Regions from separate parts of the Homo sapiens genome. Here all the other regions are linked to region 2. A link is a loop called in an ENCODE intact Hi-C map of the cell type or tissue named here. Cell type or tissue: heart left ventricle. All regions are shown on one strand. Each heading gives the region's core, and the rest is flanking DNA. Links, peaks and the distances in the headings are about the cores only. Region 1 has its middle 40 kb from the start of SLC52A3. Region 2 overlaps SCRT2 (scratch family transcriptional repressor 2). Region 3 has its middle 18 kb from the start of CSNK2A1.

The links. Hi-C counts contacts between places; a loop is a spot of excess contacts. Peaks named below come from ENCODE experiments on the same cell type or tissue, not always from the same donor. Only the 100,000 strongest peaks of a DNase experiment are listed, where the experiment ranks them.
Region 1: a loop joins it to region 2, with 3 times the contacts of the local background. A loop is called at or near these places in 52 of 110 quality-filtered maps.
Region 3: a loop joins it to region 2, with 4 times the contacts of the local background. A loop is called at or near these places in 27 of 110 quality-filtered maps.

What each region holds. Positions count from the first base shown.
Region 1 is chr20:724,084-732,418 of GRCh38, reverse strand. No RefSeq gene overlaps it. Among named protein-coding and RNA genes, the nearest start is that of SLC52A3, 40 kb to the left of the region's middle. In heart left ventricle, for the core only: a CTCF peak has its summit at 3,857 (motif pointing right); a DNase peak (open chromatin) is centred at 3,881; H3K4me3 peaks cover 895 bases; H3K27me3 peaks cover 2,581 bases.
Region 2 is chr20:662,406-670,740 of GRCh38, reverse strand. SCRT2 (scratch family transcriptional repressor 2) reads left to right here. Exons shown (of 2, transcript NM_033129.4): 2 at 6,280-8,335. The coding sequence ends at 7,070. Among named protein-coding and RNA genes, the nearest start is that of SCRT2, 9.2 kb to the left of the region's middle. RefSeq lists an enhancer at 8,007-8,335. In heart left ventricle, for the core only: a CTCF peak has its summit at 3,137 (motif pointing right); DNase peaks (open chromatin) are centred at 1,064 and 3,139; H3K27ac peaks cover 1,779 bases; H3K27me3 peaks cover 4,704 bases.
Region 3 is chr20:557,179-565,513 of GRCh38, reverse strand. No RefSeq gene overlaps it. Among named protein-coding and RNA genes, the nearest start is that of CSNK2A1, 18 kb to the right of the region's middle. In heart left ventricle, for the core only: CTCF peaks have their summits at 3,418 and 3,624; no DNase peak of the experiment used is centred there.

The DNA.
Region 1 (8,335 bases), core at 273-8,272, 61 kb before region 2:
GACCCGAGGGACCAACTCAGGCAGGGGGCTGGGGAGAATTCACCGAGGAGCTGAGCACTCAGGGAATGGCACATATGCACTTAGGCCAACCAGAGGGAGCCAGGCACTGAGCTGTCTCTGCAGGGAACAGAAAAGTGGTTGGAGAGGATGCTGCCTGAGTGGGGCCACATAAGGCCAGGACAGCTCAGAGTCTGAACTTCGTCCAGATTGCCGGGAAGAGCCATTAGGAGATTTAAAACATGAATGTGGTGATGTCACGTGTGCATCTAACTGATCTTTTCAGTTTTAGTTTTTAATTAGGTAGTACATTCAACTGGTTTAAGATTCAACAGGTATAACAGGGTATGGCCCAAAGTGTCCCTTTTCCCCAGCCCCCAGCTACCCAGTTCCTCTCCCACCGACAATCACTATTACAAGTCTCTTCTAGACAGTCAATGCAGATACAAGCAAATTTCCTTGCTTTTTAAACATACCGGATTCCATAATTTAAACATTGTTCTGCACCCTGCTTTTTAAAAATATCAAGGTATAATTTACATGCAGTGAAATGCACCTGTGTAATCAACACCCCAATCATGATACAGAACATTTCCAGCATCCCAAGAAATTCTTTTATGCTCCTTCCCAGTCCATCCCTCCACCCCAGAGGCAGCCACTGCTCTGCTTTCTGTCATCATAGATTGGTCTGTTTTGCCTCTTCTAGAATTTCATATAAACGGCATCATTACAACATGCTATTTTTTGTATCCAGCTTGTTTTCATTCAGCATGTTTTGAGATTCATCCATGTGGTTGCAGACATTGGATCACTCATTTAAACTCCAGTGTAATATTTGACTCACCAGTTTATCCATTCATTGGCTGTTCGATCTTGGGTCACTTCCAATTGTTGTCTATCACATGTTAAACTCTGTTGAACATTTGCATAGAAGTCCTTGTGGAGCTATATATACATATATATTTTTATTTTGAGCAAAAACCTAGAGGTGAACTTGCTGGGTCATAGGAGAGATGTATGTTTAACTCTATAAGAAACTGCCAAACTGTTTTCCAAAGTGAAACATCTTAAATACCATTTCATATCACTGCATTGAGAGTTTCCTCATGTGTGTTTGTGGCCATCATTCTCCATTGTATAAATGTCCCATAATTTGTTTAACCAGTCCCCTATTACAGGACACTTAGGTTGTTTCCAGTCTTTTGCTGTCACAATGCTGCAGTGAATAACCTTGTAAACGTGTCAAATGTCACATGGGTTAAGCAAACCTATAGGACACACTGCTAGACATGGAACTCCTGAGCATGCATAGACTGATGGTCATTTCCCAATATCCAGACTGCGCTTTTTCTGATACTTTTTTTTTTGAGACAGAGTTCTGCTCTGTCACCCAGGCTGGAGTGCAGTGGCGTGATCTCAGCTCACTGCAACCTGTGCCTCCCAAATTCAAGCAATTTTCCTGCCTCAGCCTCCTGAGCAGCTGGGACTACAGGCACATGCCACCACACCCGGCTAATTTTTGTATTTTTAGTAGAGACGGGGTTTTTCCATGTTACCCAGGCTGGTCTCGAACTCCTGACCTCAGGTGATCCACTAGCCTCGGCCTCCCAAAGTGCTGGGATTACAGGTATGAGCCACCACGCCTGGCCATGGACTGAACTTTTTCTTTGAAATAAGAGCCTCAATTTTCATCTGGACACATGGTGCCTAGAACACAGATCATATTTCTCAGCCTCCTTTGTAGCTTAGTGTAGTGATGTGATCAAGTTTAGCCAATGGAACATCAACAAGAAGATTGTATGTGACTTCCGAAAGAGTCTTTAAGGGAACCTCCCTCCCTCCTTGGCTCCTTTCTCCTTTCTAATGACTAAAAGACTCTCCATCTGGGGGCTGGGCGCGGTGGCTCACACCTGTAACCCCAGCACTTTGGGAGGCCGAGGTGGGTGGATCACAAGGTCAGGAGATCGAGACCATCCTGGCTAACACAGTGAAACCCCATCTCTACTAAAAATACAAAAAATTAGCCAGGTGTGGTGGCACGTGCCTGTGGTCCCAGCTACTCAGGAGGCTGAGCAGGGGAATCACTTGAACCTGGGAGGCAGAGATTCCAGTGAGCGAAGATCAGGCCACTGCACTCCAGGCTGGGTGACAGAGGGAGACTCCATCTCAAAAAAAAAAAAAGACTCTCCATCTGGGGATGCAGATGTGAGGGCTGCTGTTTGAGCAGCCATGTTGGGCCATGAAGTGGAAACCATGTACTGAGGGGGTAGCATAATAAGACAAAAGGAGTTTAGGTTCCTGAACCGTAGAGCACCATGCCAGTTTTAGACTGCCTGCTTTAGACTTTATTTACATGACAGAAAAATGCCTCTATTGGCTGAGTGTGGTGGCTCACACCTGTAATCCTAGCACTTTGGGAGGCCAAGGCGGGTGGATCACCTGAGGTCAGGAGTTCAAGACCAGCCTGGCTAACATGGTGAAACCCCATGTCTACTAAAAATACAAAAATTAGCTGGAGGCTGAGGCAGAAGAATCGCTTGAACCCAAGAGGTGGAGGTTGCAGTGAGCCAAGATCACACCATTGCACTCCAGCCTGGGTGACAAAGGGAGACTCTGTCTCAGAAAAGAAGAAGAAGAAGAGGAGGAGGAGGAGGAGCAGGAGGAGGAGGAGGAGGAAAAGAAAAATGCCTCTAACACCAGGACTTTTTTTTTATTTTCTTTTTTTTTTTAGAAGGAGCCTCGCTCTGTCACCTAGGCTGGAGTGCAGTGGTGTGATCTCAGCCCGCTGCAGCCTCTGCCTCCTGGGTTCAAGCGATTCTCCTCGTGCTTCAGCCTCCTGAGTAGCTGGTGTACACCACCACGCCCAGCAAAGTTTTGTATTTTAGTAGAGACAGGGTTTCACCATATTGGCCAGCCTGGTCTCGAACTCCTGATCTCAAGTGATCCGCTTGCCTCAGGCTCCCAAAGTGCTGGGATTACAGGCTTGAGCCACCACACCCGGCCTAACCCATGATTATTATGCGGTTTCTGTCATGTGCAACCAGCAGGTTACAGATCCTGTGCATTTGTGATTTTGAAAAGTAGTGCCACCGAGCTTTGCTTTTAAAAAGGTCATTTTGGAGGATGGGTGCAGGCAGATTGAAGGGCAAAATAAGGGATACAGGGAGACCAGTGAGACAACTGGACAGGAGTCAAGGGCGAATGATGCCTAAACCCTTACAAGGGTGAGGGCAGCCAAATCCTCTCCAAATCTAAAGGGGAGAAGGATAAACTGGAAATGATGAAACGACCTGACAACCCACCCTCAGCCCACGCTTGCAGGTGGCCCTGTGCCATCTGGCCCTGGCCCACTTACCTACCTCACTGATCACCTCCCTTCCCCTCGCACAGTAAGTACAGGTTACTCTCCCCAGAGTGCACCTTACTTGCCCGTACTGCAACCCCTTTGCAATAGCTGAAACCTCTACCTGCAACGCCCTCATCTCCCTGGACCCCCACCCCTTCACCTGGTCATCTTAGGCCAGACTTCCTCCAGAGAGCCATCTGGGACTCTTCCTCTCCCGAAGGGCCTCCCCGGGCCCTCATCCCCTGTGCGGCCCTTACTCTATCACGTGCAGGGAGGGCTGCATTCTGACGGTCTGCTTCCAAGTCCATCTGCAGCGCGAGGCTGAGCGCCCTTTCCTGGTGAGGTTGGCCACTCAGAGGGGCCCAGCTCCCGACAGGGCATTTAAAGGTACGGCCCGCTTGCCCTGTTCTCAGCACTTCACCCTCAGCTCGTACCGTAGAGCCACCCGCTGTAAGGTTGAGAAAAAGGTGAACGAGCGAGTGAGCGAGGAATGGATGAGGCCCCACCAGGGGGCGACGGCGCCTCGCCACGAAGCCCGGGGCGGAGCAGGAGACGGAGAAGCCGCTTCCCCAGCGCCCCCTCCTCTGAGTCTCGGCGCCGCGCTCCGCAGCCCCACCGGGGAATCGCCTCGCCCCGCCCGCCGCCTCCGCGCCTCAGATAATTGACTCGAACCGATGAAGCGCTGATCGCGGCGCCTTTGTGCGCGCCGCCTCGGCACTGCCATGGAAAGCGGGGTCCCCTCCCCCGCCTCCGCAGCTGGCCCGGAGTCGGCCCGAGCCCCCTGGACGGGACCAGGGGACCCCCAAGCCGGCCGGCGCCCCGCCCGTCTGCTCCCCACCCCCACCGTCAGCTGCGGACCCGGCCCGGCCGGGAAGGGTGGGCGAGGGCTTCCTGCGGCGCCTCCGGGGTCCGCACCCCCTTCCCTCCTGCGCCGCCCCCGCGGGGCCGAGCTGAGCGCGCGTCCCGGACCCCGGCCCACGCGGCGGGGGTGTGTCCCGGAGGCGGCGGTGGAGTTGTGTTCCCGTTGAGGGAGTAACAACAGCGGGGGAAGCCCGAGTACGGAAGGGAACCAGTGGAAAAGCCCCGCACGCAAGCACCAGTCCGTTCCCAGGCCCCCGGAGGGCCTTATGGAAATATAATATCCCGCCGGGCGCGGTGGCTCCCGCCTGTAATCCCAGCACTTTGGGAGGTCGAGGCGGGCGGATCACCTGAGGTCGGGAGATCGAGACCAGCCTGGCCAACACGGAGAAACCCCGTCTCTACTAAAAATTAAAAAAAAAAAAAAAAAATTTAGCCAGGCGTGGTGGCGCACGCCTGTAATCCCAGCTACTCGGGAGGCTGAGGCAGGAGAATCGCTTGAAGCCGGGAGGCGGAGGTTGCGGTGAGCCGAGATCGCGCCATTGCACTCCAGTCTGGGCAACAAGAGCGAAACTCCGTCTCTCCCTCTCTCTCTCTCTCTCGCTCTCTCTCTCTCTCTATATATATATTATATATATTAGATATTATATATATTAGATATTATATATATTAGATATTATATATATTAGATATTATATATATTAGATATATATAGATATTCTATCCCATTCTATTATGTGTGTGTTTGTGTGTGTGTATTAACAGGCGACAGATAACACAGGAAAACAAGTTGGACGTAACCAATTTAAACAATGCAGTGGGCTTCGGTTTTTGAATTTCTTTTACAAGATTGTTTCCGCTTCACCCTCACTCCCCATGGCTGTCAGTTCAGGGGGTATTTCCCCAGAGAGTTTTCTCTGCATGCACACTCATAAATGTGTCTGCACATACACACGTATTAAGCTGGATAGAATCTCGCGCCACTAGCTACGGGTCGCTTTATTTTACCTGACAAATAATGTAGGGATCTTTTCATGGCGTGGTTGCTGAGGAAAGAGGCTGGGCTACCATAGACCACACGTTTTAGCTCCCACCCGGCCCCTTCAGCCTGGGCGTGCCCTGCCATCAAGCTCGTGTGCCTGTGCACCACCCAAGTTCATCTGTGGGTAGAGGCTCTGTCCTTGAGTCCTTGTGTGAATGGGTGGGGTGGGGTCTGCGTGTCCCTGGGCTCCTGGGAACCTGTGAGGCCTGTGAACAGCCTTTCGTCAGAGAGAAGTGGAATGATAATAACTGTAAAGAAAAAATATCCAAAACTTGGAAATAAGACAAAAAGGGTGTCTGTGTGCCCTTTCAATATCAAGCGAAGGCAGTGTCCGATGAGCCTGGGTCACCTGATCCTAAGCAAAGTTACCTGGTAACTTGTAAAAAGTGCACGAGTTGCAAATGATTTCTGACCTGTAGAAGAAATAACGCTAAAGCTTATGGTTTTGGTGCCCTGTAAGACATTAACCTATGTCGTAGCTAACTTTGCCATTTTATCCTCCTTTGAGTCAGCTTTGCCATCCTACCGGTTCCATCCTTAATGAGTTAAATAACACTTTGACATGTGCTCACTATACATTTGTATAAGATCCATGTTTTCAACTTTCTGAAAATAATTTTTGACCCAGTTACCCTTTCTCAAAGGCTCACTCGGTGCCAGGCACCATGCTGATGATGGCTTCCCATGGATGAAGAGGCTCAGAGGTGGGCTCTGGGGTGAGGCAGATCTGGGTACAAGTTCTCCTTTTGCCACTCACCGGCTATTAGACCCCATGCAAGACTTAAGCACCTACTGTGGACTGCATCCATTCACATTCTTATCCCTCATTCAATTCAAATTGCACAATAACACTGCACGATGAGGTCTGTTTTCACATTTTTCCACTTTGTGCATGTCTCTGCACACATCCCTTACCTCCCTGAGCCTCAGGGTCTCCGGCTGTAAGATGGGGTTGGTAACAGCTGCCTCCCAGCATTGTGTGAAGATGTAGTACAATGCTTGCAAAAGCAATCTGGTCAGCAGTACGAGGCTCGGGGAGGTGGAGTCATGTTCCCAAACCTCCAGAGCTGGTCCCAGCTCTTCTGCCTCCAAAGCCTGTGCGCTGGCTCCTCCTACTTCAGTCAATCAAGACTTCATTTCTTTTTTTTTTTTTTTTTTTTTTTTTGAGATGGACTTTCGCTCTTGTTGCCCAGGCTGGAGTGCAATGGCACGATCTCGGCTCACCACAACCTCCGCCTCCCAGGTTCAAGTGATTCTCCTGCCTCAGCCTCCCTGGTAGCTGGGATTACAGGCATGCGCCACCACGCCTGGCTAATTTTTTGTTTTTAGTAGAAACAGGGTTTCTCCATAGTGGTCAGGCTGATCTCGAACTCCCGACCTCAGGTTATCCGCCTGCCTCAGCCTCCCAAAGTACTGGGATTACAGGCATGAGCCACTGCACCTGGCCTCAAGCCTCCATTTCTACAGAGGGATAACAAAACCTCTGGGAGCTGTTACTGGTTGATAGCAAACTCTGCCTGGCAGAGGGGTCAGCTGTTGTGGCAGCTGCAGACAGTTAGTTCTGTGGTTGTGTGAAGGGCTCAGATGCACGTCACATATCACGGTCATCTGTGAGTTACCTTTTTTGTTCTTTCTTTTTAAGGCTGGCACCTGAAAAGAGATTTTTTTCCCCACTCTCAACAAGGGGAGCATTTGTGTTCTGAGCTCCAGGCTTTGGCTGGGGGGTCCCTCGGCCTCCCAAAGTGCTGGGATTACAGGCGTGAGCCACCACACCTGGCTCTATGTACTTTATTTTGTGTGGTTTATACCTTAATAAAAAGGCAGAAAGAGAGGGAGGGAGGGAAGGAAGGAAGGAAAGAAAAGTGGGTACAGTGATCCTTGCCTGGCCTGGCCTCCAGGACAAAGTGAAGAGGCTGGTACCCAGGCCTCTCTACAAATAGTGGGCAGAATGGCACCAAGATATAGTGTTGACAGCAGACAGAAGAGAGAGAGGCTGGTGTCGGGCCTGCCTGTCTTTCTTTAGCCCCCATCCTAGGCGTCTCCCAATGGGACATTCCCTCCATAGTGGAAGGCAGATAGTACTACCTGATGGAAGACAGAAAGTGGGACTTTGGAATCACACCTACTGGCTGTGTGACCTTGGCCATGTTGCTCGCCTTCGCTGGGCCTCAGGCTCCTCATCTGGAAAATGGGAACAGTACTCTCAAAGAACTTCAGTTGACTGGGCATGGTGTCTCACGCCTGTAATCCCAGCACTTTGGGAGGCCAAGGCAGGCAGATCACCTGAGGTCAGGAGTTTGAGACCAGCCTGGCCAACATGGCAAAATGCCATCTCTACTAAAAATACAAAAATTAGCCGGGCATGGTGGCACGTGCCTGTAATCCCAGCTACTCAGGAGGCTGAGGCAGGAGAATGGCTTGAACCGGGGAGGCAGAGGTTTCAGTGAGCCGAGATTGCGCCACTGCACTCCAGCCTGGGCAACAGAGTGAGAGTCTGTCTCAAAAAAAAAAAAAAGAAGAAGTGCAGACAGGCTTGAGACACTGGCTGAAGTGCCCTCAGCACAGAGGGTTTGCTTTGGCCAGTGTTCCACAAATGCAGCTCTTACTGGCCTCAACCCCAAGTGTGAGGGAGTGCCAGCCTTGCTGTCACTGGGCTTATGGACAGGTGGGAGGTGATGTTGGAGTCATGAGTTCCAGCCCTGATTTTTTTCCACTTACTATCTGTGTGACCGTGGGCCTGTCACTCTTCAGTAAAATGCCTTCCTTCCTAAGTTGTCATTGTATTCATTCATTCATTCATTCAACTTTGGGCAATTTCCTATGCTTTTCTGTGTTTCAGTTTGCTCATCTCTAAAATGGGGTTAACAGCCCCCACTGCAAGGGTTGCTGTGAAGATGAACGGAATTTGCACTTAGAACAGTGCCTAGCACAGCAAGGACTCAGAGGCACTGTCTGGTATCACTATTTGTGCCCATCTGTGGATGAGCTCCTGCTGTGTGGTGGGCACCAAGGGTGCCTGTGGGGCTGGCAGTCCAGCTGAGGGCTGGGCATACCCTTCATGCAGGGTCACGCAGGTAGATGACAAGGAAGCC
Region 2 (8,335 bases), core at 36-8,035:
AGAGTACACCAAGTCCCTTATGTCAGTACAGCAATCTACACATCCCAAAGGCACTCTCTGGCCACACAAATCCACAGTGGGCAAAGGGCAGCGGGGGGCAGGGGAGGATTCACTCCAACCTACAGAGGCAAAACTGAGGTCACAGAGAGGCCGTGACTTGCCCAAAGTCACAAGAGCATAAACGGTGCACCCTGTCACACCTCCCTAGTGGGTGCTACATCCACAGGTTTTAGGGGCCCCCACAGCCTGGAGGCCCTCTGCCGGGAGAGATGGGGTCCCTCGGGCCTCTTGGTCTCTTTCCCAGCTGTGGACTCCCCTGAAGTGAAGCGTCTACTGCCAGGCCAGCCTTTGGATAGGGAGGGGTTTGGAATGGGCCCTCTGAGTGCACCCTTCTAGAGAGAGAGGCGGCAGAGCAGAAAGTAGGAGGCCGGGGGAAGAGGTGGAGCACTGCACAACACACCCAGTCTCCGGAACGAGGCCCAGAAAGGGCCCACTGGAGATCCCCCCCGAGGGAGCAGGAGGCAACTCTACGAACCCAGGCTGGGCAAATGAAGACCCTGAGCCACTCACTCTCATCTCCATACCCCCCTGAAAAATCTTTCCTATTGATTCCTGCAGAGCTCTGGACCTCCCTGTAGGCCACAGGAATTGGGTCACAGTCAGGAAAGACCAGAATGTGGGGAATTCCAAGAGATGGGGGTGGTGGGGAAAAGCCTTGAAATTCTCTCAAAGTTCCTTGGGCCTGGGTCAGTGGGCATCAGCCCCAAGCCATGCAGCGTTGGTCATGTTGGGCCAGACCTCACTCTGTCCCCTGCTCATTTGGGCACAGGGACCTCCTCCCCGTGGGCAGATGTACCAGCTGCCAGGCCTTTGGAGGAGGTGGGTGTCATTTCTGGTCCAGTGCCCAGGGAACCGCTAACAAAGATGCTATAATAAGGGGAGGGGGAGGTACCCAGCCCCTTTGCCCAGCTCTGTGAGCAGACAGGAGAAACTATTTTTATCCCGCTTTGCTGCTGACAGACCTGGCTTTCTGCTCAGCTGGCTGGAGCTGATTCTCGAGGCCCGAGGCCCTGGCACAGCAAGAAGCAGCTCTAAATATACCCATACAGCAGCTCCTCCAGCCCCTACCACCCAGCAGGGCCCAGCCCTCCTCAGGAAAGTGGGCCGCCGGGGAAGCTGGCCCCCCACCAGGCCCCTGTCTTTTTCTGCCCATTTTAGGACAGAGAGGTGAGGCTGAGGCTAGGAATTCCCTGGAGAAAGTTTGGCACCTTGGGAGTCTGGGAGAGACTGGGGAAAGGAGTCCTGGACTGAAAAAAAGGAAAGAAAAGGAGGCCAACCCAGCTCTGATGAGAACTTGTTTTGTGACCTGAGGTGGGTCAAGGCCTTTGTCTGGGCTTCAGCTTCTGCAGAACAAGGGCATGGAGGGAAGTGACCTTAGACATGAGCTAATGTGCACAAAGCATTTAGCAGGATGCCTTGCACCAAGTAAGTGCTCAGTAAGTGATAGGCATTACTGTTATTAAGTATGATTTACAAATACTTACAAGAGGCTGAAGCATTTTCCACAACAGCTTCTCCATGCCCCCACCACCCCGTGCCCCCACCCACCCCACCACAGGCTAACTAGGGAGTGTTTGAGGAAACGCACCACCCCTTCCCCTACCAATTGAAGATCTCTTCCCCAGCAAGTCTCCATGCCCTCTCTGGTGTTTTGGAAAAAACACAGGCCTTGGAGGGTTTCAAACCTGCCGCCTCCCTCTCAGTGACCTTGGGCAAATCCTCTCCCCTCTCTGGGCCTCTGGGCACAGGGCAATGTCTGGCTCACAGGGAGGCTGGTGCTAGTTGGAAGCACCAGCAGTAGCAGTAGCAGTATTTGTTACACATCCCCCTCCATCCCCGCAGGGGGTCAGGCAGCTAAATGAGACAGTGTCTGCAGAGGGCCCAGCACCTTAGTTCTCATAAATTTCCCTTTCACCACTCCTTTGAGTACCGATTTTTAAAAAGACAGATTCTGGACCTTCAGTCTAAAATATCAAGACTCTTGGGCAGGGAAAACCAAAGTCATTTCCAGGTGACATGTGCACATCTCCAAAGTATTTCTGGGCCCTCCCCATATCCCTACATGACAGGGGTGCCTCTGGTCCACATTCCTCAAATGGAGGATTTGAGCCCAGATAAGTTATGCGACTTACCCAAGGTCACATGGCTACGGCCTGAATTCAAGGGCTAGGATGAGAGATCTCACCTGAGATTCTCTTTTCTCTGAATCCCAGCTCATCCCTATCTCTGTGGGAACCCAAACAAGAGTCCTGTCTCACCCTGTCAGTTGCAGGATAGGTATCTCAGCCTTCTATAGTCACTCTTAGGGCAGAGGAAGGTACCTGTCTGGGTTCCATGCATTAGGTTAAAGTATGGCTTTTAGTGTCCTAAAGGAGTCTCCAGGGTTGAGGCTCAGAGAGGTGAGGTGGTTTGCTCAAGGTCACACAGCAGCCTAAGACACCCATGTGTATCTCCTACTCTCTGGCAGATTAGAAGGATATATCACCAGGAAACACAGGAATACTACCAGTAACAATAATAACAGCTCAAGAGGGCAGCTATTATGTGTCAGGCATTGTCCTAAGCACTTTACATGCATTCATTTATTCAGCCTTATTATGAACTCCCTTATACAGGTGTGGCAGAAAGATGTTAAGTAACTTGCCCAAGGTTGCCTAGGGAGATGTCTGTGAATCTGAGGAAAACGGGGTGGAATTGGAGGAGCTGGGAGTGGAGGGGACAAAGAGCATCATGGAGGGACTGATTCAGCCATGATGCAGAAAGGGTCTTTAGACCATTCCAGTCCATCTTTGTCATGTATAGATTCCGCCCAGAAAGGTTAAGCAACCTGGCCACAGTCACAAAGCAAGTTAGAACCACCTCCTCCTAACATGACCACACAAACTCTCACAGGATGCTCTCAACCCATGCCAAAATCCACTGACTGGGTGTCTGGTCTGGGCTCACAATTCCTATCCTGAAGACACTTCTGCAGCCCTCCCTAGGCAAATGAGCAGCCTTTGTTGAAGGCACCCCTATTTCTTCATAAAGAGCCCCTTGCAACAGGAGGAAAGTCAACAGCGCTGAGGGCCACCAGCAGAGGGCGCCATGGGCAGAGCACCTCATGGAGAACGCTCTGGTTCACTGATGGAGCTCCTACTATGCACCAGATATTTTCCCATCAGAACGTGAAATAGAAATTACACATCCCGGGTGAGGAAACAGAGGCCCAGAGAGGAGCAGCACGATGTGTTGGGGCAGATGCCAAGAAAGCTGCAGCACAGAAACCCATCTGGGGAGATTGTTATTATTGTTCATAATAACAGCCAACATGCGTGGTGGATTTAAAATGTGCCAGCCACTGAGCTGGAATCCTGGCTCTAACTTATCAGCTGCACAATCTTAGGCTTGTTACTTAGCTTCCTTGTGCCTTGGTTTCCTCTTCTATAAAAGGGTACCTACCACCTTGTGTGTCATGGGGGTAGAATGCTTTCATGTGTGGAAAGCCCTTGTAAGAGTGCCTGACACAGGAGTGCTCTGAGAGTGCTGGTTATCATTTGTTTATATACTGTTTACTGGCAGACCCCTTACTGAAACGGTAGAGTCACACAGAGGCCAAATCGTTTGGCCAAGGTCACACTGCTGGGAATGGTAGAGCCAAAACAATCCAGGCCGTCTGGCACCAAAGTTTTACTCTTATCCAATATGTCATCCTTTAATAATAGAACTCAAAGCACTGGTTACGTGATCAGTCACCCCTCCAGATAAATCCCATTTTAAAAAAAAAGGACCTGAAGCACAACCCACCCAAAGGCACTCAGCTGGAATCTGTGTTGGAGAACCAAACCACCCTTCCCCTTCCATGGCCCCAGACACATGAGATGCAGACCTGCCCTGAGACCAGGTGAACAGGACTGTCTATACCAGGTCCTGCTAGGCTGGGGAGTGAGGCTGGCCTCGCAAATCATCATCACTCATTCCACAAATACTTATTAAGTGCCCACTAGCTAGGGCCCTGGGAATGGGAGGTGAACAGCTCAGCCACAGCCCCCTCCTGGAGGACCTCCCAGTATGTGGGAAACCAAGGGGGCAGTGGATTCCAATCCTTGCTCCACCCCTGGAGCAAGTGCCATCACCACACTGTCCCTCAGTTTCCTTATCTGTGATGAGAGTAGTTTTGTGATGATTCAGTGAGATGATGGGAGCGAAGCACTTAGCACAGAGCCTGGTGCACACAGTAAGTGCTCAGTGAATATTAGCTATTATTATCATCACCAGGAATTACAACGTGAGGAAATACAGAAGGAGAAGGAGGGGGGTCTGGGAGTGCCTGACGGGTATTTAACTCAGTCTGAAACAACACTCCTGAATGTTCTGGGACCTGAGTACCAGGCCTGGTTCCCGGAGTGGGAAGCAGGGGGACCTCCAGACCACAGGCAGATGGGACGGGAGACATAGGGTGCGGAGAGGCTGGGCATCTCCTCTCCCCAGATTAAAAAATTGCCACTATCACTATCCCCCTTTACATCCAACCACAGAGCCCCCCGCTTCCGAGTCATCCACTTCCATAATCCACAATGACTTCTGTGTGCAGAGGGCCCTGTGCTGGCTGCTGAAGGGACAGAGGTAAAAATAAGGGCACACCCTTGCCTTCAGGGGCACACAGACTTCACCCTGTGTCCATCCCAAACTCCAGATGAGAGGCAAAGGCCTGGAGGCTGAATCAGCCAGGCTGTGTGGGAAACGAAAGCTGACCAGAGTACCCAGCTAAAAGTCTGAACATCTTGAACCCTGTTTCCCCTTACAAAACCCTCCTCCACCTGCTCACTTCAGTGAAGGAGGCTAGGGGAGGAGGGAAGGAGGAGTGGTTACAGGTCTCAGGGGTCACCAGGAGAAGGTCAAATCCCACTCCCCAGGTGGGAAACCTCCCAAACGGACCTAACCTTCATTGTTCTGTGGAATCACAGAACAATGGAATCACTTGCCCATCAAGTGCCAGGATGAAAAGTTTGTCTGCCAGAAACTCTCCAGGGAGCCCAGCCCCCAGGGTCTCAGGGAAGGTGCTAGGACCAGCCTAGGCCATGGGAGGCAGAGGCAAATCAGAATGGCCCCTGCCCATGAGAATCCCCTACGGAATCCCCAGGGAGACCCCAGCCTGCCCACCCACCAATCACTCAAACCCTTGGCAGACAGGATTCCTGGTCCAACTCCAGCTAAGTGGGAGGAGGAGGGGGAGGGGAATTCTCACTGCGGACTTCCGACGACTTCTAGAGCAGGCTTGGGAGCAGGTGCGAGGAAGTCCCCTTTCTGTAGCACCTATTACATGCCACACACTTGACCCCTGTTAAATGCTTCAGCAACCCTGGCAGGTGGGTCTAACTGGATTGTGATTCCTTCATGCAACATCTATTCATCGCACACCTACTTTGAGCCAGGCATGTGCTGGGCACACAGATCCAACCATGGGGAGCTCACAGTGTGGTGGGGGAGGAAACTATCTCCAAGCAAGTAAAAAGCATAATTATAATAGCTAACATTTATATAGCAATTACTGTATGCTCCCCCACCTTTGTTCATTTCCTTACACATCAAATGGGGATTACAATAGTGCCGACTTCCTTGGGTCTGTGACGATTAGAGTTAACATGCGTAAAGCACCGAGGCAGAGTCTGGCAAACAGTAAGAGCTTAACACACGCTTATTATCGTCACTTTACTCAGTCCTTCCAACGACCCTGGAAGGAGGTGTCCAATCACAAGCTCCATTTTGCAGATGAGAAAACTGAGATCCAGAGAAGTTACAGGGCTGCAACGGCAGCATGTTGTTGGAATAGAGACAGCATGGGCTTCAGGGTCACACTGGCAAGGGCTCCATCACTTCCTGACTGTAAGGTTAGACTGCTGCATCTCTCTGCGCCTCAGTTTCTCTACCTGTAGCGTGGGTATTATAAGACCATCACTCCGCGGTTGTGAGCACTGGATAGTGAAGGTACGCTCTGTACAACCGTGCTGGCCCCATGCTCCGTGGGTTGGGGTGGCGGCTATTTGCACTGCCGTCGATGGAGGAAGGAATTGAACCCAGGCTGCCTGACAGGAAGAGCTGAGGTGCAGGTCGGAGACCACCACTGTCGGAGCTGCCACAGGGGCGCCAAGCTGGAAGGCGCAAAGGGTGACGCGCTCAAAGCGGGAAACCCTCTTCGGCGCCTCCTCTCACCGCCCCTCCACTTCTCGCCCCCTCCAGGGTACGCCCCGCACCGCCTGCCCCCGAGCAGCTACGATGCGGACCAGAAGCCGGGCCTGGAGCTGGCCCCGGCCGAGCCCGCGTACCCGCCGGCGGCGCCGGAGGAGTACAGCGACCCCGAAAGCCCGCAGTCGAGCCTGTCGGCGCGCTACTTCCGAGGGGAGGCGGCAGTGACCGACAGCTACTCCATGGACGCCTTCTTCATCTCGGACGGGCGCTCGCGGCGGCGGCGGGGCGGGGGCGGCGGGGACGCGGGGGGCTCGGGAGACGCGGGGGGCGCCGGGGGGCGCGCGGGGCGCGCGGGGGCGCAGGCGGGCGGCGGGCACCGGCACGCGTGCGCCGAGTGCGGCAAGACCTACGCCACGTCGTCGAACCTGAGCCGCCACAAGCAGACGCACCGCAGCCTGGACAGCCAGCTGGCGCGCAAATGCCCGACGTGCGGCAAGGCCTACGTGTCCATGCCCGCGCTCGCCATGCACCTGCTCACGCACAACCTGCGCCACAAGTGCGGCGTCTGCGGCAAGGCCTTCTCGCGGCCCTGGCTGCTGCAGGGTCACATGCGCTCGCACACCGGCGAAAAGCCGTTCGGCTGCGCGCACTGCGGCAAGGCCTTCGCCGACCGCTCCAACCTGCGCGCGCACATGCAGACGCACTCGGCCTTCAAGCACTACCGCTGCCGCCAGTGCGACAAGAGCTTCGCGCTCAAGTCCTACCTCCACAAGCACTGCGAGGCGGCCTGCGCCAAGGCGGCCGAGCCACCCCCGCCGACCCCCGCCGGCCCGGCCAGCTGAGCCTTCCGCCTCGCCCTCGCGCCCGGAACTCGCTCTCCACGCGCCCCGGGCCCCCTACCTGCGCCCGCAGCGCCCTCGCCCAGCCCCGGCTGCGTTTCCCTGCCCATGACCCTCTCGTGGGGACCCCCGGCCCGGCCCGGAACTTTTCTCCCCAACCCCCAAACCCACGACTCACTTCCACACCGTCTTCCCCAGCGTCCCCCGACCCACTTCATCCTTTCCGGCCATCCCTCGGACCTTGACCCCCCTGTCCGCGCCTTCAAGGCTCCCAACTCAGGCACCAGGTCCGCACCTCTCCCGCGCCCCAGAGCCGGAAATTTCTCCCTCCCAGACCCCGCGCTGCTCTTCTAACTTCTAGATCTTTTCTCTCGCTTCTCAGCTGAATCTCTCTGACCATTCCTCTACTGGAGCCCCCAATGAAAGCCGCAAACCTATACCCTTGACGCCCATACCTGCCTCAGTTTCCCCATCCACACCTGGACGCAGGCCCTGCCGCCCTGAGACCACAGTCCAACCCCAGACCATCCCTCTGGCCTCTGCTGAATCTCCCAGAGTGTGTCCATCTGGGGATCTAATCTTCACCCTTCTTGAAGTCTCCGATCTGTCCCTGATCCCATCCATGCTCAGGCCTTAGGTCTGGCCATTCACACACACACACACCCCCACACCCCACTCCCACACACAGTTCCTACTGTCTTCAGTCCATGGGGATCTCATCACCCACTCCCAGCCCCAGCTCCAGCTGCCCTCACCTCTCTAGCAGCTCTCACCCCTCTGAGTCTACCTAACCTGGAGGGGGCTTGAGGGGCACTTCAGGGCCCTGCCCCCTAATGTAACCCCTCTCTCACCCCGGCACAACCTGGGCTTCCACAGTCTGGAGCTGCCCTACCCCCAGATTCTCTGAGCACTTTCCCCCATCCCCAGGGCCACAGATCCCCTTCCTTACTTGTTGGGGGGAGGTCTGGAGCACCTCGCCAATGCCCTTCCCCCATCCGGCTGGGTCCTTCCAGTTATTTATTTGTGTATTTATTTATTTATCTATTTATTATTCTATTTAATCTCTTGGCCTCACCCAGGGACCGTCTGGCTTCCCCAGCTGGACTGGGAGGTCAGGAAGCCAGGCAAGGAGAGGGACAGCACAGGCCACAGAGGGCTGCCCCCACCACACACACCCCCGCGTCTCGGGAGAAACCCACCCTCTTCAGAGCCTGCACTCGCTAAGGAAGGGGACTCGAGAATGGGGGGGCAGCTTGCTGACCCTCAAC
Region 3 (8,335 bases), core at 215-8,214, 110 kb after region 2:
CATCCTGGGCAGCTTGTCAACATGTTCCTCCCAACACCTGTGGCCAGCTTGTTCCATTTCCTGGCTGTGTGACCTGGGGCACGTGACTCTGCTTGTCCACGCCTCTGCTTGTTCATCTGTAAAATTAGGATAAAAATATCATCTATCTTTGATGGGTACAAAGTTTCTTTGGGGGGGGTGTTGAAAATATTTTGGAACTAGACAGAAGTGTGGCTGTACAATGTCGTGAATATACTAAATGCCGCTGAGATGTATACTTTCAAATGGTTGATTTATATTATGTGAATTTCATCTCAATTAAAAAAAAATCAGTCCAGAGACAAATAGACATAAATGTACAAAAATATGATCTACCTAAAATCTGTACTGAAGATTAAAAGCATTCCATGTCAAGCAACCACTTAGAATAGTTTGTGACCCACAGAAAGCATGCAATAAATATTTTTGTTTCTGTTGATATTTAGCACCCCAGATCGTTGGCCAAACTGCTGTGCTCATTGACCAGCCTCCTCACTGGGCTCCCTGCATCAGCCCTTGCCTGCTCTACCCTCCAGTCTTCTTCAGTGGTGGCCAGAACATCTCTCAGGGGGATTCTGGTAAAACCTGAGTCAGGTCACAACACATACCTCTGCTCAAAACCTTCCAATGTCACAGGCCACAGTGGCCTACACCTGTAGTCCCAGCACTTTGGGAGGCCGAGGCAGGTGGATCAGTTGAGGTCAGGAGTTCAAGACCAGCTTGGCCAACATGGTGAAACCCTGTCTCTACTAAAAATACAAAAATTAGCCAAGCGTGGTGGTACACACCTGTAATCCCAGCTACTTGGGAGGCTGAGGCAAGAGAATCGCTTGAATGTGGGAGGTGGAGGTTGCAGTGAGCCGAGATGTGCCACTGCACTCCAGCCTGGGTGACAGAGCGAGAATCCCTCTCAAAAACAAACAAACAAACAAACACACACACATAAAAATCCTTCAATGTCCATGTCACATGAGATGCAGCTAAAATCCATAGAGTGGCCTTTGAGGCCCTATGTGATCTGCCCCCCGGACTCTACCCTCATCTTCCTTCACTCTCTTATCTCTCACCAGCAGCCACACTGGCCTCCTTGCTTGGTGCCCTCCTTCCTCCACAGCAGCATCTTCTTGCCTCAAGGCCTTTGCCCTGGCCTTTGCGCTTGCCTGAAATGCTCTTCCCCCAGATTCATAGCTACTGCCTCATCTCCTTCAGGCCTCTGTGCAGATGACACCTTCTCAGAGGGGCCCTCCCTGACCGCCATCACAAAATAGGTAGACTCCAATCCATTCATTTTCCCCTGATCACCTTTACAGCCAAAAGTGATACTGGATACCAATTCATTTTCTGCTTTTTGTCCATCTCTCCTATGAGATTGGGGGCTCCTTAACGAAGGTGTTAGTCTCTCTTCAGAGGGACTTTGTTTCCTGCTGGGAGCCCAGCCTGGCCCTTGGTGAATCCTCCATAGATATTTGTTGAAGGAAGGAAGTCAGGCCTGGGACAGTGTCCTATGGCTCATTCTGTCATTCAGCTGGACTCAAGTGTGTTGAGCCTCGAAGGCTGAATCCTGGGCTCACCTCAAGTGGCCCCAACCTCTCATAACACAGGAATGATAGGGTATCTACTGAAGGCAACCCTCTATCCAGTTCGGGGTCTTGCTACCTGCTAAAACTGGGACCCAGGACCCCAGCCCAAGGGCCTGGCCCACCCCTTCCCATCCCTGGCCTTCTCTCTTGGAACGGGGCTTCCTCCCCAGATAGTTGTTCCTTCTAGCTCCTGAGCTCTTCTCTTCCTCCTTGTCTTGGCCCCAGCTACATCTCCTCATGCCTTTATCTCTCCCCTCAGTGGCTCTAGGGGGAAGGGGCACTTCCGTCCCTCCTCTCCTTCTCTGCCTTCCTAGCCTGAGTCCTGAAACCTCCCTTCAGGCTCAGCACCCCTACCGCCTCTCCCTCTCACTTCCAGCCACTTCCAGGTGGGATTGGAGGAATCGGTGCCAGGCAGGAGTGGCTAGGGGAGCCTCGGGTCCTTCCAAGGCCCTCTCAGCCTCTGACTTGCTGTGCAACCCTTGCTCTACTCAGAGTCAAGCATGGGATGAGGCGCTCTACGTTCCAGCTGAGTAGCCTTAGGCAAGTCACTTGACCTCACTATGCCTCCCATTTCCTCAGCTGAAGAATGGGGGTCAAGGCAACACCCACTTCAAAGTGTTTTGGAAGAATAAAATAAGGCCTGTCAAGCACTTAGCAGAGTGCTTAAAGCTTGGAGAATTTATCTTAACACAGGGTGCAGTGCAATGCTATGGAAGGACTTTGTAAGTTGCAAGGCCCTAAACCACCCTTGGCTGTGTGTTTGTGCCATGTTTCTGATCCAAAGAACCCAGAACTGTGAGGGAGAACCTCCCAGTGGCCTCTAATCCATGACAGATGTTATCTGCCATCACTGTTACTAACGTTATGTGACCATTAACATTCTCAGGTTTCAGAAAGGCCACAGTCAAAGGCCCATCTCCTGTGAGACTGGGGTTAAGGTCCCAGAGAACACTTTAGAATGTCATCCCTCCAGCTGAGCCCACTGTTCCCCGGGGTCCTCTCAATAATCCAAAACAGGGAAGAGTCATTACTGTTCCACTTTACAGATCTGGGAGCTGGAACCCAGAGCTTCAAGCTGCCTGACCCCAAAGCCCAAGCTCTATCCCTGTTCTTGGTTGGCCAACTGGAGTCCCTGTCCAGCCGTCCATACCTATGCCTACCTGGACACCCTGTGGGGACTCCTGTGAGGTCCCTCACACCTCTGCTAAGCAAGCTCCCTCCCCAGTCTTTGCCGGGTACTGCCTATCCTTCCAGGACCCTTCTGATCCCAGCCAGGCCAGGGATGGCCAATGCCGGGTCAATCACTTTCCCTCCTGATTCCAGAACAGAAGAGGCTGGTGCCACTGTAAGCCTAAGAGGCCCCAGGCCTAGATTTGTTCATAAATATTACCAACAGCTACCAAGCAGGAGGGGCTCTTATTCCCATCTTAAACTGTGGCTCAGAGAAATCAGGTGAACATAGCTAGGGAGAGTGTGAGCTAGAGTTGAGATTCAGGTCTCTCTGACTCCAAAATGCATGATGTCAGCCTTAGAACAGCTCAGCGACATCAGGTGACTTATTTCTCAGTTCTAGTCCTCAGTTTTCTCATCTCTAAAATGGAGACATTAACGTTGCATGGGATTTGTTCAGTTGTAAGGATTAAATTGGATGAGTTTTTAAAATTCCCAGAGCCTCACTGGGCACATGGGTGTGGCATCCCTGAAGGATTGGGGGCCTTGAAGTCAGGCAGACATGGGGGCCGAGTGCCAGTTTTATCACTTTTGCTCATGGAGACAATGATTTCTCCTCTCTGAGCCTCATAGACCCATCTGGAAAACAGGAATGATCGGCCCCTCTCACAGAGATAGTGCTAATGCCAAAGTTTTGCTTTTAAAAGCTAAAAACATGGCTGTCAGGCCAGGTGTGGTGGCTCACACCTGTAATCCAGCGCTTTGGAAGGCTGGGGCCAGGAGCAGTCTGTGTTTTAGCAAAAGCCCTCCAGGAATCAAGAACCCACAAGTTAGAAGCGTGACCCAGAGTCGTCACCTGGTGGTATTTTGTGGAAACTACAGCATGGCAGACACTGTCACCAATCCTTTGACTCCAAGGAGAACAGGACGCTTTCTGCTCAAAGTGTCCCAGACCACGGTCATGGGCCATAGAGTTGGCTTTAGAGTGGGCTCATCACCTTTTCTCACCTGCAAGGGCACACAACACAGGAAGCCTTCCCCAGTAAATAACTCTTCAAGTTTTCTCCCTGCTGCACTTGGGATAAACCCCCAATTCCTTACAGAGTCTGGCTTCTCCAGATCTCTCTGTCCTCACTTTCTCTTCCCTCTTACTCCCCACCGGCCTCACTGGCCTCCTTGCTGTTTCTCGAATTCACCAAGCACATTCCCACCTCAGGGTTTTGGTGTTTGCTGTTGCCTCTTCGCCCTGAGACTTTCGTGGCACGTTCCTTCACTTCATTCCCAGCCCTGTTCAAATGCCATCTCCTCTGGGAAGCCATCCAGGACGACACTTACCAAGGATCCCTTGCCCTACCCTCTTTCCATCTGTGACTCTGCCTTATTTTTATTTATCACTGACATTATCTCATATATTTGTTTGATTTTTGTCTGTCCCCATCACGAGACCATAAGCTCCAATAAGGCAGAGATGTTTGTTCTGCTCGCTGTTGAATTCTCAGCACAGACAGTAGGTGTTCAATATATATTTACTGAGTTAATGAATATACTCATTATATTCATTATGAATATAAAGTATGGCAGGTATTATCAATCACCCTTTTTCCCATCAATGGGGAAACTGAAGCTCAATAAATTGATGTGACTCATTCAAGTCCACATAATGAGGGAGTGCTGGGATCTGGATTTGAAGCAGGATTTCTGGAAGCTGAAATGTGGGAGCTGTGTCCACAGTGGCACCTTGAGTTTCCTAAGCCTGGGGAGACTTTTTAATCAGACATCACCCAAGATCAGTAAGTCAGCAGTTGTGGGTTCTGCAGGAGAGGGAGCAAAGATCCAGTGCAGAGATCCTCAAGGGGGCAATGTCACCAAGAGTGTTGGAGAGTTCCCAGTGACCAGGGGGTGCCCCGGCCATGCAGGAGGGGAGCAAGGGTGCAGACATCCTGCAGTGCATCTCAAGTCATGATTTTCAAATCTCCCTTTGGTAATTAGTGTAGGTAAAAACCTTGTTTTTAATTATCTGAGCCAAGGACCGAATTCTATTTTACATATAAACACAATGTGTGGGGGTTTTCATTTTGTTTTTTATGTTTAATAGACTACTTTTTTAGAGAAGTTTTAGACTTAGAGCAAAACTGTGCAGAGACTGGGCACACTGGCTCACGCCTGTAATCCCAGTGCTTTGGGAGGCCGAGATGGGGAGATTGCTTGAGGCCAAGAGTTTGAGACCAGCCTGAGCAAGATAGCAAGAACCTGTCTCCACAATTTTTTTTTTTAATTTCCCTAGCATGGTGGCACATGTGTGTGGTCCTAGCTACTTGGGAGGCTGAGGCTAAAGGATTGCTTGAACCTAGGAGTTTGAGGCTGCAGTGGACTCTAATCGTGCCACTGTACTTTAGCCTGGGGGACAGAGCAAGACCCTCTCTCAGAAAAGAAAAAGAAAAATGACACAGAAATCATAGACAGTTCCCTTGTACTCCTTCTCCAAACATGCAGTTTCTCCTGTTATTAACATTTTGCATTAGTGCAAATGCATGGTGCATCTGTTACAATTGATAAACCAATTTTGACACACAATTATTAACTGAAATCCACAGTTACCTTACAGTTCACTCTTTGTGTTGCACAGTTCTACCATGCTGGGGATTTTTTGTTTTTTTTTGTTTTTTTGTTTGCTTGTTTTTTGTTTTTGAGACAGAGTCTCGCTCTGTCACCCAGGCTGGAGTGCAGTGGCACGATCTCGGCTCACTGCACCCTCCACCTCCCGGGTTCAAGAAATTCTCCTGCCTCAGCCTCCCGAGTAGCTGGGACTACAGGCACATGCCGCCACGCGCAGCTAATTTTCTGTGTTTTTTAGTAGAGACGGGGTTTCTGGATTTGAAGCAGGATTTCTGTAGCGCCAGGCTGGTTGCAAACTCCTGAGCTCAGGCAATCCGCCCGCCTCGGCCTCCCAAAGTGCTGGGATTACAGGCGTGAGCCACCGCGCCCGGCCCATGCTGGGTTTTGACAAGTACATACATCCTTTATCTACCATTACAGCATCATACAGAAGAGGTCCCCTGCCCTAAAAATGCCCTGTGCTCCACCTGTGCATCCCTCTCTCCCCTCCCCTGAGCCCTGGCAACCACTGATCTTTTCATTGTCTCTATAGTTTTGCCTTTTCCAGTACAATGTGTGTTTGCTTGGTTTTAATAACAGCGACTCTGCCAGGAAAGCAACCTTCACATAAATTGGTGTCTTAGTCAGTTCAGGCCACTGTAACAAATTACACAGACTGGTGGCTTATAAGCAACAGAAATTTATTTCTTACAGATCCGAAGCCTGGCAAGTCCAACATCCAGGAGCTGGCAGATTCCATGTCTGGTGAAGACCGCTTCCTGGTTCATAGATGGCTTCTCACCGTGTCCTCACATGGTAGAAGGGGCAGCAGAGCTCTCTGGGGCCTCTTTTATAAGGGCACTAATCCCACTCATGAGGGCTCTGCACTCATAACCTAATCACCTCCAAAAGGCCCCATCTCCTAATACCATCACGCTGGGGATTAGGCTTTGACGTAAGATTTTGGGGGAGACAAACATTTAGTCTGTAGCGATTGGGAACAGAATGGATTGTGTTTGGTTCAGAACTTTACCTAGACTGCTCACATTTCAGACTATCACAGCCATGCAGTCACAGTGCATGTGCCGCCAGTGCGGCGTTACCAATTCAGCCTGCAGATTCTCAATGATTCCACCCAGAGCAGAGCCCACCCAACTACTTTGTGATGGTTTCTACACATTGTCCTGGAACATTTACATATTAATTTATTCTAAATTATTTTCACTTTATTTTCTTTTAAATTACAACTAGGACATTATTTATGTTTAAAACTATGCATGGCCGGGCGCGGTGGCTCACTCCTGTAATCCCAGCACTTTGGGAGGCCAAGGCGGAAGGATCACGAGGTCAAGAGATCGAGACCATCCTGGCCAACATGGTGAAACCCTGTCTCTACTAAAAATACAAAAATTAGCTGGGCATGGTGGCATGCGCCTGTAATCTTACCTATTCGGGAGGCTGAGGCAGGATAATCACTTGAACCCAGGAGGCGGAGGTTGCAGTGAGCCGAGATTGTGCCGCTGCACTCCAGCCTGGATGACAGAGTGAGACTCGGTCTCAAAAAAAAAAAATTATGTGCGTCAGCAGGTTATGTTATTCATGTATTTTATTTTAGAAAAGAAGCATTATAACTACTATTAAAGGGAGCCTTGGGCCTGTAGGGTTTCAAGCCACAGTCCAATGGCATGATAATCACAGCAACAGCAAACAATGATGGGTGCCAGCCACTCCAAAGGCTTGTAAATGACTCACATACACAAATCATTACATCTGTACAGTTCCCCTACCTTGTAACAGTGCTACAAGGGTATGCACTGTTAGCCCCATTTTGCAGAGGAGAAAACCAAGGTTCAGACAGAATAAGGCCCCTTGGTGGCGCTGGAAATAGAATCCAAGCAGCCCATACCCCTAACCACTGAACTAACCGATCCTGGATTCCCTGGGCTTGAAACACAGTGTTGGGTGAGTTGAGCATCCCCAGGACTGACGAGCCCAGGAAAGGTATGGGAGGCAAATGATGAAGCAGAAAGGTCAACAGCCCAGGCTCTAGCCTGGGTGCTAGTCTTGGCTGTGTCTTTACTCCTGTATGACCCTAAAGAGCCACTTCCCTTCACTGAGGCTCAGTTGTCTCATCTGTTTTCTTTTGGGTTTTTTTGTTGTGGTGGTGGTGGTGGTTTTGTTTTTGTTTTTGTTTTTTGAGACAAAGTCTCAATCTGTCTCCCAGGCTGGAGTATAGTGGTGGATCTCAGCTCACTGTAACCTCCACCTCCTGGGCTCAAGTGATCCTCCTACCTCAGTCTCCCAAGTAGCTGGGACTACAGGCGCATGCCACCACACACAGCTAATCTTTGTATTTTCTGTAGATTCAGAGTTTTGCCATGTTGCCCAGGCTGGTCTCAAATGTGTGGGCTCAAGCGATCTGCCTGCCTCAGCCTCCCACAGTGCTGGGATTACAGGCATGAGCTACTGTACCTGGCCTAGTTGTCTCATCTGTAAGAAGGGGGTGATGTCGCCTAAGTGGGTACTGTCCCTCTTCATGTTACAAGTGTGAGAACTATGACTCAGAGAGAAGAGACCTGCAGGGTTACGTGAGGATGGTGGGATGATCCTCTAAGGACATGCTCCACCTGCCCAGCAAGGTACCCATGGCTCCTTCAAAGCCCAATCTGAGACTCACGCATCACCAGACAAAAGTCAGAGGTCACCTGTCCTGGCCACTCGTCCCCCAATGCAACCACCCACAAGTGACCCCCACAGTGCAGAAGTATCTAAAAGCTTCCATTGGGCTGGGAGAGCTGGAGCGCTATCCTTGGAAGCACTGGGCCTCAGTTTCCCTGTGGTGAACTCCAGCTCCAAAATATGTCCCAAGTCAATCCACCTCTCTTTATCTGCACTGCTTCCATCTTAGCCCATGCCACATCACCTCTCTCCTGGCCCACCCACTGCCTCCCCTGCCCCCACACCTCCACTCC